Regions from separate parts of the Mus musculus genome. Here region 1 is linked to region 2. Evidence: chromatin loops called from intact Hi-C (ENCODE). Cell type or tissue: left cerebral cortex. All regions are shown on one strand. Links, peaks and the distances in the headings refer to the core of each region. The heading gives the core; the rest is flanking DNA. Region 1 overlaps Setd5 (SET domain containing 5). Region 2 overlaps Brpf1 (bromodomain and PHD finger containing, 1).

The links. Peaks named below come from ENCODE experiments on the same cell type or tissue, not always from the same donor. Only the 100,000 strongest peaks of a DNase experiment are listed, where the experiment ranks them.
Region 1: a loop joins it to region 2, with 2.7 times the contacts of the local background. A loop is called at or near these places in 3 of 42 quality-filtered maps.

What each region holds. Positions count from the first base shown.
Region 1 is chr6:113,112,376-113,117,763 of GRCm38, reverse strand. It overlaps Setd5 (SET domain containing 5), which reads right to left. Exons shown (of 22, transcript NM_028385.1): 7 at 2,678-2,920; 8 at 2,088-2,236; 9 at 1,642-1,759; 10 at 875-984; 11 at 147-396. Among named protein-coding and RNA genes, the nearest start is that of Setd5, 37 kb to the right of the region's middle. In left cerebral cortex, for the core only: no CTCF peak of the experiment used is centred there; no DNase peak of the experiment used is centred there.
Region 2 is chr6:113,309,901-113,315,288 of GRCm38, reverse strand. Brpf1 (bromodomain and PHD finger containing, 1) reads right to left here. Exons shown (of 13, transcript NM_030178.2): 2 at 4,881-5,388; 3 at 1-698. Among named protein-coding and RNA genes, the nearest start is that of Brpf1, 5.5 kb to the right of the region's middle. In left cerebral cortex, for the core only: no CTCF peak of the experiment used is centred there; a DNase peak (open chromatin) is centred at 2,675.

The DNA of each region.
Region 1 (5,388 bases), core at 169-5,168, 200 kb after region 2:
GCTCATGGTTCTGAATATCATAAAGTGAAAAGAAAATCTAAGTAAGTATATTCATGATGATGTGTATAATAGCAGTTAATGTTTTAGTATAGCTCTCTGAAACAACACATGGGATCAGACCATCCTGACTTGGTTACAGAGATTACCTCATGCTCATTGGATACAGTTACTTTTTCTGGAACTTCTTGTGGTTGCGGGTCAGGATTCTCTTCTGGAACCTCATTTTGCTGCTCCAGCTCCAGCTCTTTCCGCCGTGCTTTTCTACGTCTGGTCTCTGCTCCAATGGTGGGAAAGCTAGGAGGAGGTGGGAGTGGCAATTCTGCAGCATTGGGATTTCTTTTCTGTATAGGGCAATTCCGGTTTCCCTTGTGACAAGCACAGTCCACTTTGTAATTACTGTGCCAAAGAAACAACCATAAGTATCTCAGTATTCTTGTAAACAGAATATTATGGCATACTAACTATTCGCCTTATTGAAAAACTGGTATAAAAATTTCCTCTGATGTTATTGTTAAATAAATTAGAATTGGTATAATACTTTCAAAATTTCAGTTTTTCTGTATATGTCTACCTCTAACCTATGCAGCACAGAATCAGGAAGAACACAAACCTCGACTAATTCTTTCTCCCTACTGCTTTTTATTTTTCTTTTCAGAGTCATGGCCTGGTGGGCCTGGTTGGCCTGGAATGCCTTAGTGACCTCAAACTCATACAGATCCATATGCTTCTGCCTCCTATGTAGTAGGAGTACAGATTCTTGGCAAAAAATACAGTAATTAAAAAAAAAAGGAGGGCAAGATTTAAAAACAATTTTAATATTAAGATATTAAAATCTTAAGGCCATCTATGCTTATAAAAATTTCTGAGGTCTTACCAGTTACTATATTCATAATCAAATGCAATGGTGACTTCTGCATCCTTGGTGATAGCAGATACGGCATAGATACACAAGTGAATCATCCCATCTGCAATCATGTGTCTCACCTATATGAACAAGACATCATTATGTTTGCCTTCAAAACCAAAACCAAGTTTTCCATAAATGGGAAAAGCATGACCCAAATAATTTCTGCCTATTTTGAGTAATCTGTTATTTTATTTACCTCTATCACTTCATGATAATACACTAGTGAACAATCTGTTAAACTTCTTCAAAATAGAAAAGGGTGAAACTATTATTTTATTCTTAAAAGTATCTGCATTCTGCTAAAGAATTAAAAATTCCTTAGCCTGGAAACAAAGCTGTGTTAACCTTACTGCACTTACTGTGAATACATCGATTAATGAACTTTAGAAATGTTTACAAATTTTTACCACTGTTTCCCACAATAGCAAAGACAAACTATTACCACATGACATTTTAATATTTTAAATTTTTTCCAATTCAATTTATAGACATCTTATCCAGTCTGTTTTATTACTTCTTTTTTTTTTCATTTCTGTCCTCTCTAAAGAAAACCTATTTCTTGTCTTTATTCCATCTCCATAAGACACCACACTTTTACTTTTTCATCTCTGCATTAAAAATCATACAACTATTAGCTACAGACCTTTATCTGGGTGAAGTTTTCAGATTGTTTCTTCAATTAAACATGTCCTTTGATGGCTCCATTGAAAGGGAAGTTGCTAAAGATAGCTTACCTCTGCATTTGGTGTACATGATCTTCTGATGAACCGAGCATCATTACCGAAAGTACGAGCATCGACACACATCTCTACACCATTGAATTTTGAGTAGAAGAGCACAAAGGGATATGGTCTAGGGATATAATTAAAATTCCTGTAATTCTCAACACAAACAAAAGGGCCACCCCACAAATGTGATGTATACACTGACTCAATAAGGAACAGTCATTTGCAATACCTAAGGTAGCAAACACCACAGACTTGTCTGCTTTTCATTAATGAATAAGCAAAAAGCAAGGAATGTTGGGCTTGGAAAGGAGTCATCACTAGTGTACATACACGATTTGCAGATTTATTTGCCCTTTTGAATCAACAGCAAACAGACAAAACACGAGCTTATTTGAATGACTCGTCAGTCAGAACCATGCAAGCCCTCAATGCTCAACAAATGATGTTCTTACTTTTTAAAGAAATGCCCATTGACCTCAAATTGTTGTCGTAACATGACTTTCCCACGATATTCTATTATAAGAGTGTCCAAAGCCAAATCTCTTGCAGCCCTCAGGATTTTCCGGTGCTTTTGAACACGAGTGACTCTTCCCAGCTGTAACTGAATAAAAACAGTGTTAATGTTTAAGAATAGCAATAGCAGTGTGGTAAACATTTACAGTGTTTCATAACTGTTAAAAAGGTACTAACACTTTCAGGTTTTATCAGTGTATTAAATAGGTTGAAGATTGGAAAATTTTCTTTTTGACATAATCTCAAGTTTCCAGGAAACATGTTCCAATTAGTGGTCCCAGAGAAGGTAAGATCAAAGAAGAACTTAAGATGTCAGTGGAGCTGTGTCTGCTTTATAAATTTATAGCTTTTATTTCTCAAACATGTGCCTAGACAGTTTAGTTACTATAACCTGATTTTGAACAGAGATTATCAGCAGGAAGGTAGTTCATTTGTTATTTGGTATGGAATAATGATTTTGTTCCATTCTGGTTCTTTGGTTATTAAAGTAATTTCAATCTCTTAGTGCTTTTAAAGCTTTAGCTCTTACCTGCATTTGGGAACCGATTACTGTATTATTACAGGCCAGTTCAGTTTTATTAATAGTGTCTAAAATTGCAGGTTTGCCCACAAATTCCTTGTTAGAATGGAGATGTTGCTCAAGGGCATTCTGTACATCTGCACTGTACTGATTAGTGAAAGCTTCTTCATATTGATCAGTCCATAGTCTTATCCGATTTTCCCAGCCCTCAGTGGTATTTTCATCTAAATTCTGTGCTTCCGAGGGAGAATTCTGTAGAGATCAAAGATAAGTGAATTAGTAAGAGACCATTCATGAACACGGCAGGATAAGCAAGATACTTGTTTTTACTTGACAGTTGGTGTAGTGTAAGAGCAATGGACTGAAATCAGGGGTTTTAGCTTCTACTATCAACCAATTATGAGGTCTTGGACACCTTCAAATGATTTCCTCATTTGTCTAATTATAAAGTGAGAAAGTAATCTGACTTAGTATCTTCATCCATTACTGGTTTCATGACCATTTTCAGTAGTAAAGATCAATCCATCAAGATTGACATCAGCCGGGCGGTGGTGGCACACGCCTTTAATCTCAGCACTTGGGGAGGCAGAGGCAGGTGGATTTCTGAGTTTGAGGTCAGCCTGGTCTACAAAGTGAGTTCTAGGACAGCCAGGGCTACAGAGAGAAACCCTGTCTCGAAAAACCAAAAACCGGGAAGAAAAAAAAAGAAAAAAAAAAGAAAGAAAGATTGACATCAAATTCCTTGGGGGAGTCATAAAAAGACAAAAAAGAATTTTAAGTTGTTGTAGTGCATAAAATTTCAAAATAGGCTGATATTCGCTGTGTTAGTATAGCAGTAAAAATGGTTTGTATTTGTATTAGGAGAATGAGTCACCTATTTGTTTCTGAGACACCTATTATTTCTAATAGCAATACCTAGTTCATAATGTTAACACTCACAGGGAAATTACCATTTGGAACCATTATCAAATACACGTTGAATAATGTTCCATCATTTTATGTAAATTACCACACAGAATTACTTATCCAAATGTATTGAAGATACACTGGTTTACTTATTGTTCTATTTTTAACATATATTTTGCTGGTATGCCTGTGCCACAGAGGACACCTTGTAGGAATTCTCTTATTCCACCAAAAGTGTTCCAGGGATTACACTCAAGTTGTCAGGCTTGGCAGCAAGTTCCTTTACCTGTTCACTCACCTTGCTGACCTAAAACACTGGCTAAGAGTTGTGTCTTGTAGGAAAGCTCTTGGTTTTGAGATTAAAAATTCAAATGCTATTCTCTTTATATTCCTATAGCTACTACCTGTATCTTTATGAAAGTTTTCATTAATTCCAAAGACAAAATTTATAACTTAACTTAAAAATTATAAGATAATTAAAGTAAAACCTTTTTTTTTTTCCTATTTAAATTTTAACATATCTACAAGGCTCTGTTGAAACTGTAAGCAAAAAGTGTATATAAACTTCTCTGAGAGAAAGAGATGGCTTTCATTTTGCTTACAGGTATCGAAAGTTGAGCTAGTTATAGTATTAGTTGATAGCAGGGGGAAAAAAAAAAGAGGGCCTTACAGTTTAGGTCTAAAGTTAGTCCCCAAATTCTATGTAAGGTCCCTGTTAGTAAATGAAATAAAATGAAACGAGCAGTTGAAAATACACGTGGCAACTTGTAGATTTATCTCATTAAAGAATCTCCTATCCACATAAGAGGTCAGACTTTCAAATTTAAGGTAAAATGTCACTTGACATCAATGACAACATCCACTGGTGCTCCAACTACAAAGTAATCCTAATAAGTTTATCCTAACTCAAAGAGTCACTGTTTATTTAATGGACAACTTAAGAGATTTAGGGATACGAATACTTAGAAGAACCAAAGTACAACTCAAATTCAAACTAAAGCTCTTAAATCCTAAACTTTTAGGAGGTATGTCAACTTACTCATGGGCAGGACAAAAGAAGATATAAGAAACGACAACCAAATCTTTGAAAACTAACCAGTACAACGAAACCCAGCCAGTATCTAAAAAGTACATTACTTCTCCAAACACACACACACCAGTCCTATTTGATAAGCAGCATTACATAAATCTCCACCAAGAAAAAGATGCCAAGAAATGCCAAAAGATGCCAAGAAAAATAGTGCTTTTTCAGTAAGACTATCACATATTAACAACACCAATTTTCTACTAAAGAGTTATCCTTTCAAACAATAATTCAAAGCCAAAGTTGTCAAGGAGAGTTTACAAGAGAGCCTGGCTCATCACCAGAAAATTCTCACTCCTGAGGTTGAGTCCAATCACTGGAATAAAACAGACTAGCCTCGTTTTGTTTTTAAAAACTGTGACTTATCTCCCACACTACCACAATGAAACAGAAACATGAAAATATTTCATAAAATAGACAAGAAAGTCCACTCTGGAGAAAATATTTATGAAAACTGAATGGCAACATTACAACCTTGTGAAAAGCAGACTCCAAGAGTCTCAGACCATCAACGTTAGGAAAGAAGCCATCAAAAGGCAAGACCAAATGTAAAATGCAGCATCAGGAAAGGTTTACCCCTTCCCTTCATCCGCAAGGACTTCCGGGATCCCTCTCGAAATGCCTATCCCAAAGAGGAAAACAAGTAGAACAAAACAAAACTTGGTACCAAGAATGACAGTTATATCCATGTGACTAAAACTAAGTAAGGTACTAACCAGTATCCTATGCT
Region 2 (5,388 bases), core at 61-5,060:
CATTGGCACCTGTCTCCCGCACAGGTTCCATCTTCATGTAAAGGCCAGCTTGTTGGGCACATGTCACATGGAAGGCTGTGTAGCAATTGGCCTTATGGCACTGGATGCAGGCTCCAGAGCCCCGCTGTTTACAAATGTAGCAGGTGAGCTTCCACCGAGCTGGTGGGATGTGCTCAATGCTGTCAATAGGTTCTAGGAAGACTGTGTTGGCAAAGCAAACCTCAGGGATCCACAAGGCACACACCACGTGGGCCCAGCGGCCATCATCTGTCTGCTTGAAGGCACCACCCTTATTGGGGCACAGAGCACAATCCACTGCACGAGAAGGTGACTGCAGGCAACGGCGGCACAGCCACTGGCCTTCAGGGATATAGGGGACACCGTAGCACTCCTGGTGCACAGCCAAGTTACACATGTCACAGAAGAGGATAACATTGCTGTTCTGGCACTCGCCATCATTGCAGATACAGCACACGGCATCTTCATCCACTAGTGCATTGGGGTCACCTTTATTGTGACTCTCAAAGTACGACTCCTTCTCCAAACGGTCCATTAAGTACTCAAAGATCTCTTGTGGGATGGGACTTACACCCTCAGTCTTCCGCCGCTCATTCATGATATCCAGCCAGATATAGTCCTCTTCATCCATGTCATACTCCACCTCCTCATCCAGCTCCTCTGCAGATTTCTCGATGTACCTGCAGTGCACACAGGCAGCTTGGCATCACATGGCTGATATTTTTCCTTCAGACAAAGCATTGTTCTTGCCTCCAAGCACTCGGCCTCTGCCCATGTATACATTTATCTCTCCAGCCTTACCTTAACCCCACATTTATAGTATTAGAATCATTCCTGTCTTGCAGAAAAGGAGACCTAAATGTGGGAGAAGTTAACTTCCTCAGAAAGTGCCCAAGAACCTGGTCATGAAAACAAACAGGCCCACATCTCTAGTACTCATGCTGTGGCTATCATATGATACGGTCTTCCCTGAAGTATAGAGGCTCAGCCAGACCCCTAAATGGGGCAATGCTGGAGCAGGGAGGTCTCCCTGTGAACGTATGGGGGGATTGTACTGTCAGAGGAAGGCAATTCCTTGGACATCACTGGCAAATGAATACAGGCCTTTAGCAAAGATGATAAGTACCAAAGACACATGGATGTTCTCTCAGAAGATGCTAGCAGTCTCTCAAATTCTATATATCCTGTTTGTTCTCTGAATAGCCTTGAAAGATAATAGCTACAACTGACTGAGCATTCATTATGGGCAAGGCACTAGGCCAAGGTACAGCTATTCTGGTAATAGCTAACAGATTAGTGTCCTTATCATCTTTATTATCATTTATTTATCCACAGTGACAGAAGACTGAGGGTGTGATTTTAGATGAATTGAAGCTTTGAGGAAAATGTTAACAACCTATCACAGATAGGTCATATCACCAGGGAGCGATAGAGTGTCACCCATTCGCTGCCCCTAGCCTTTTCCACATCCACTTTGGAATTCTTTGAGCCTGCAAGCTAGAGCAGAGGGCAGCTCTAGGTGGCTATGACACAGCAGGCATGCATACTGTCCTGTCTTAAGCCGACTAGACTCTGGCATTGTCTATTACATAGTACAAGACAAGAATAGGAGTTTGGCTTTGAAGAAATCTGGTTTTAAATTTTGTCTCTGCCACTCTGCCACCTTCAGAACAGCACTGCTCTGTCCTGTACCTTGTATTAACTGATAACACAAGGGCTATATTCAGTAAATGATAACTTTAAATAGCATTACAAGAGAAATGGCTCCAGCCAAGGAGCTGGAGTTATACTCACTTGGTAGAGTGCTTGCCTAGCATGCACAAAGTCCTGGCTCAATCCCCACAAAGCCCTGGTTCAATCCCTGGCACTCTATAATACCAGGTGTGATATCATACCTGTAAATCCTAGCACTCGAGAAGTAGAGACAGAAGAATCAAGAGTTCAAGGCTACTACCCTGTGAGTTGGAGGCCAGTCTAAGATACATGAGACCTTGTATTTAGGAGGATATGGGAGGCTAAGTCAAGTGACATACACCATGTTCTAGGAAAACATTAATTCTCTCTCTCTACATGGAAAATGGATCTCTGAGCAGGCCAGGTGCATAGAAACTCCGAGGCCATATTGCCTGGTCTCTGTATAACAGTAAATGACTTTAAGCTTTTAAGCTCCCTGGGCCCTGGTTCCTTATCTATAGAGAAATAATGCTAATATGCCTGCCATAGTTGTTGTGAGCATGAAATGAGTTAATAAAGGGAGACACTTAGAACAGTGCTTCACATGGAGCAAATATTCAATAAATGTCAATTTTATTAGCTTTGTAATAACCCTAACCCACCTTGTCTTGAATTATAGCTGTTGTTCCTAACTTGTTCTCTAACAGGCAGGGATCGTATCTGATTCACTGTACAGAAATAGGTCCTCAGCGTTGTTCAACTGAAAGGCATTTTGAGGGTGACAGGGAGAGTAAAATGTGCGTAGAGGGCAGCTTCTTCCTTAGTTCTTTCCTTGTCTTCTAGTGCAACTGTGCTCCCAGAATAAGGGTATGATCAGAGCTGGAGTGAACTAGCTGGACAGTTCTAGGGCTTATACTAGTTCTCTTAAACGTCAGGTCTTGCCTATTCCTCTGCCATGACACACCAACTGTCATTGATAGTACATAACACACTCCCACAAGCTCCCAGATTATAGACTCTGGCACAGATAGGTGGGCTGTATGTCATGTACAATTCTTGACACACCAGCTGACACACCACCCTCTCACTCCCCCTCAAGAAGTGGACTGGATTTGAGCATGAGAAAATTATTAGAGTGATGATGACCTCAGACCATCTCAGGTTTTTACAAAAGTAAATCATTTCAAAACATGGGGAATTTGCTAACTATAATAACATAGCTCCTAACTGACTGCAACAGGCTAAAAACTGCTCATCTGGAGAAAAGATCTGATCCCAGGAAGAAAGTGACTATGTGTAGAGAGAAAGAAAAGGAGCTATGCAAGTTGGGGTGGACTGCCTGTGAGAGCAGGTTATGCCAAGAGCCATTGGAGGAGAGGAAGTCCCAAAGAGGGGCCTGTGCTTGGGATAAAGAGAACATGGTAAATTCTAAGAGAAAAGAGAATAGTGAAAAACCAGAAAGGGGGACTGGATGTAAGGAGAAAAAATAAGGAATACTTGCTAAAACTTGGACAAAGGAGAGGAGATCTATATGTTATTAGAATGATGACCTCAGATCTCAGGTTTTTACAAAAGTAAATCATTCATTCACATATATATGTATATGAATATTGTATTTAGGGAGACATGGGACACTACATCAAATGACATATACCATGATCTAGCAAAACGTTAATTCCTCTCTCTCTACATGGAAAATGGATCTCTGAGCAGGCCAGGTGCATAGAAACTCCGAGGCCATATTGCCTGGTCTCTGTATAACAGTAAATGAGTTTAAGCTTTTAAGCTCCCTGGGCCCTGGTTCCTTATCTATAGAGAAGTAATATGCGCTCTCGCTCTCTCTCTCTCTCTCTCTCTCTCTCTCAGAGAGAGCGAGTCTTACTGTACCATCAAATGTAACATCTATAGAGAAGTAATATTCTCTCTCTCTCTGAGGGAGTCACAATAGTGACTGTATTGCTGACAGTCACTGTAACATCAAATGGACTGTGTATTTGGCAAAAGCCACTTTTCACATAAGAGCCTTTACAAATAAACACAGATGAACAAACTGTTCTTTTGGCTTTAGCTGCCGGGGGGGGGGGGGTGGGGGGGTGGGGGGGTGGGGGTTACAATTGGTATTGATAACATCCTGTGGCTGAGATTTCTACACACAGCCTTACCACCCTACATCTTTTTTTCTCATGTTAAAGGAATTTGCTTTATTATGTCTGTGGCTAGCAAAACAAGTTCAGTAAAGTAAAGATCCCTGCTAGTAAACCTAATGGCCTATCCTGGGACCTGGGATATGCATTGTAAAAGTGAGAACTTTTTTTTTTGTCCCACAGGTAGTTCTCTAGCCTCCACAGGTGCTGTAGTGCCATGTGCAGACAAACAAATAAATGTAAAAAAGATTTTTTTAACATTAGGAATGTTTGGAACTTCAAAAGGAGCCACTATGGTTAGCTCTTAGAATGAATGGAATATAAAGAGAAAATTACACACACACACACACACACAAATAAGTAAATCAATAAGCAAGCGAGCACTGGAGAGGTAAGAGGTAGTATGGCAACAATGAACTCCTGCTCACAAAGCTGTTAAAGGACAGGTGACAGTAACAAAACAGTGGGAGATTACATCAGATTTATCATTCATCTTTGAGGCCTTATGAAGCCAATGTCTTCTGCCCTAGGGAGGAGCACTGCACCTGCTCTGTGGATGAGGGCTTTAGAAGCAGGATGTTGGGTGCAGGAAACAGTGCAGTTTTGAAGCTTGCTGGACATGGGTCTCAACCTCAGTTCAGAGATTCCTACATGTGACTTTTGACAGGCCTGGCAAATGGGAACAAGGACTGCTTTGAGCGAGTTCTAAAAATAAAGATGTGGCTATAGCTAGATGTTCAACATTCAGGAGAAGACGTAGGTAGCTCTCTTGCCCACTCAAGGCCAACCTGGGAAAACTCAGACTGTCTCAAAAACAGAAATAAATCAAAACACATACACACAAAAAAACCCCAATTCTTAAAAAATGTTACAAAGGGAGCAGGAAGTGAGAGAACCCAGGACCTGGCATGTGCCAGTAGGGCTAAAGGACAGTTCACACTGCCTTGGCAGACTAGTGCTCCTTTACTGGCTGTCTCCTATCAGACTGTCATCTCGATTGGTTTTGATTGGTTTTCTAGAGGTAGGAGATGGTGGTGGTCTTACCGGTAGTAGGAAGTGGGCCGGGGTGGTGCGTCAGGGGTATCTTGCTCTAGCTCACGATACACCACCTCAGGCAATTTGGGAGCAGCACTGGCAGGAGCGCTGTGATGGTGGTGGTTAGAGTCTTTTCGTTTCTCCTTGTTCTTATGCTTGCCTGACTTAGGTGTAGCCGCAGGTGTCTCAGTGTTTTCCTTGTTGCTGCCATTCTCAGGGGCCTCCTCAGGGGCCTCCTCATCCTCTGACACCACATCCAAGTTGTCAAAGATGCTGATTCGGTGGACACGGCCATGAAGGTCCACTTCTACCATGCGCTGGGCCTGAGCATAGCTCATCACCTCTCGGCCTGGTGACTGTGAGACTTCAGAGGGGCTGGGTGACTGCTTGTTGGCTGGTCGTGACTGGCGCCCTTTCTTTTTGTGCTTGCGCAGTGGGGTCTGCTGTGGGGGTGGTGGGCTGTCGTGGTCATAGTGGTACAGGTGGTACTCGATACCACTGTAACTCTTGTAAACCT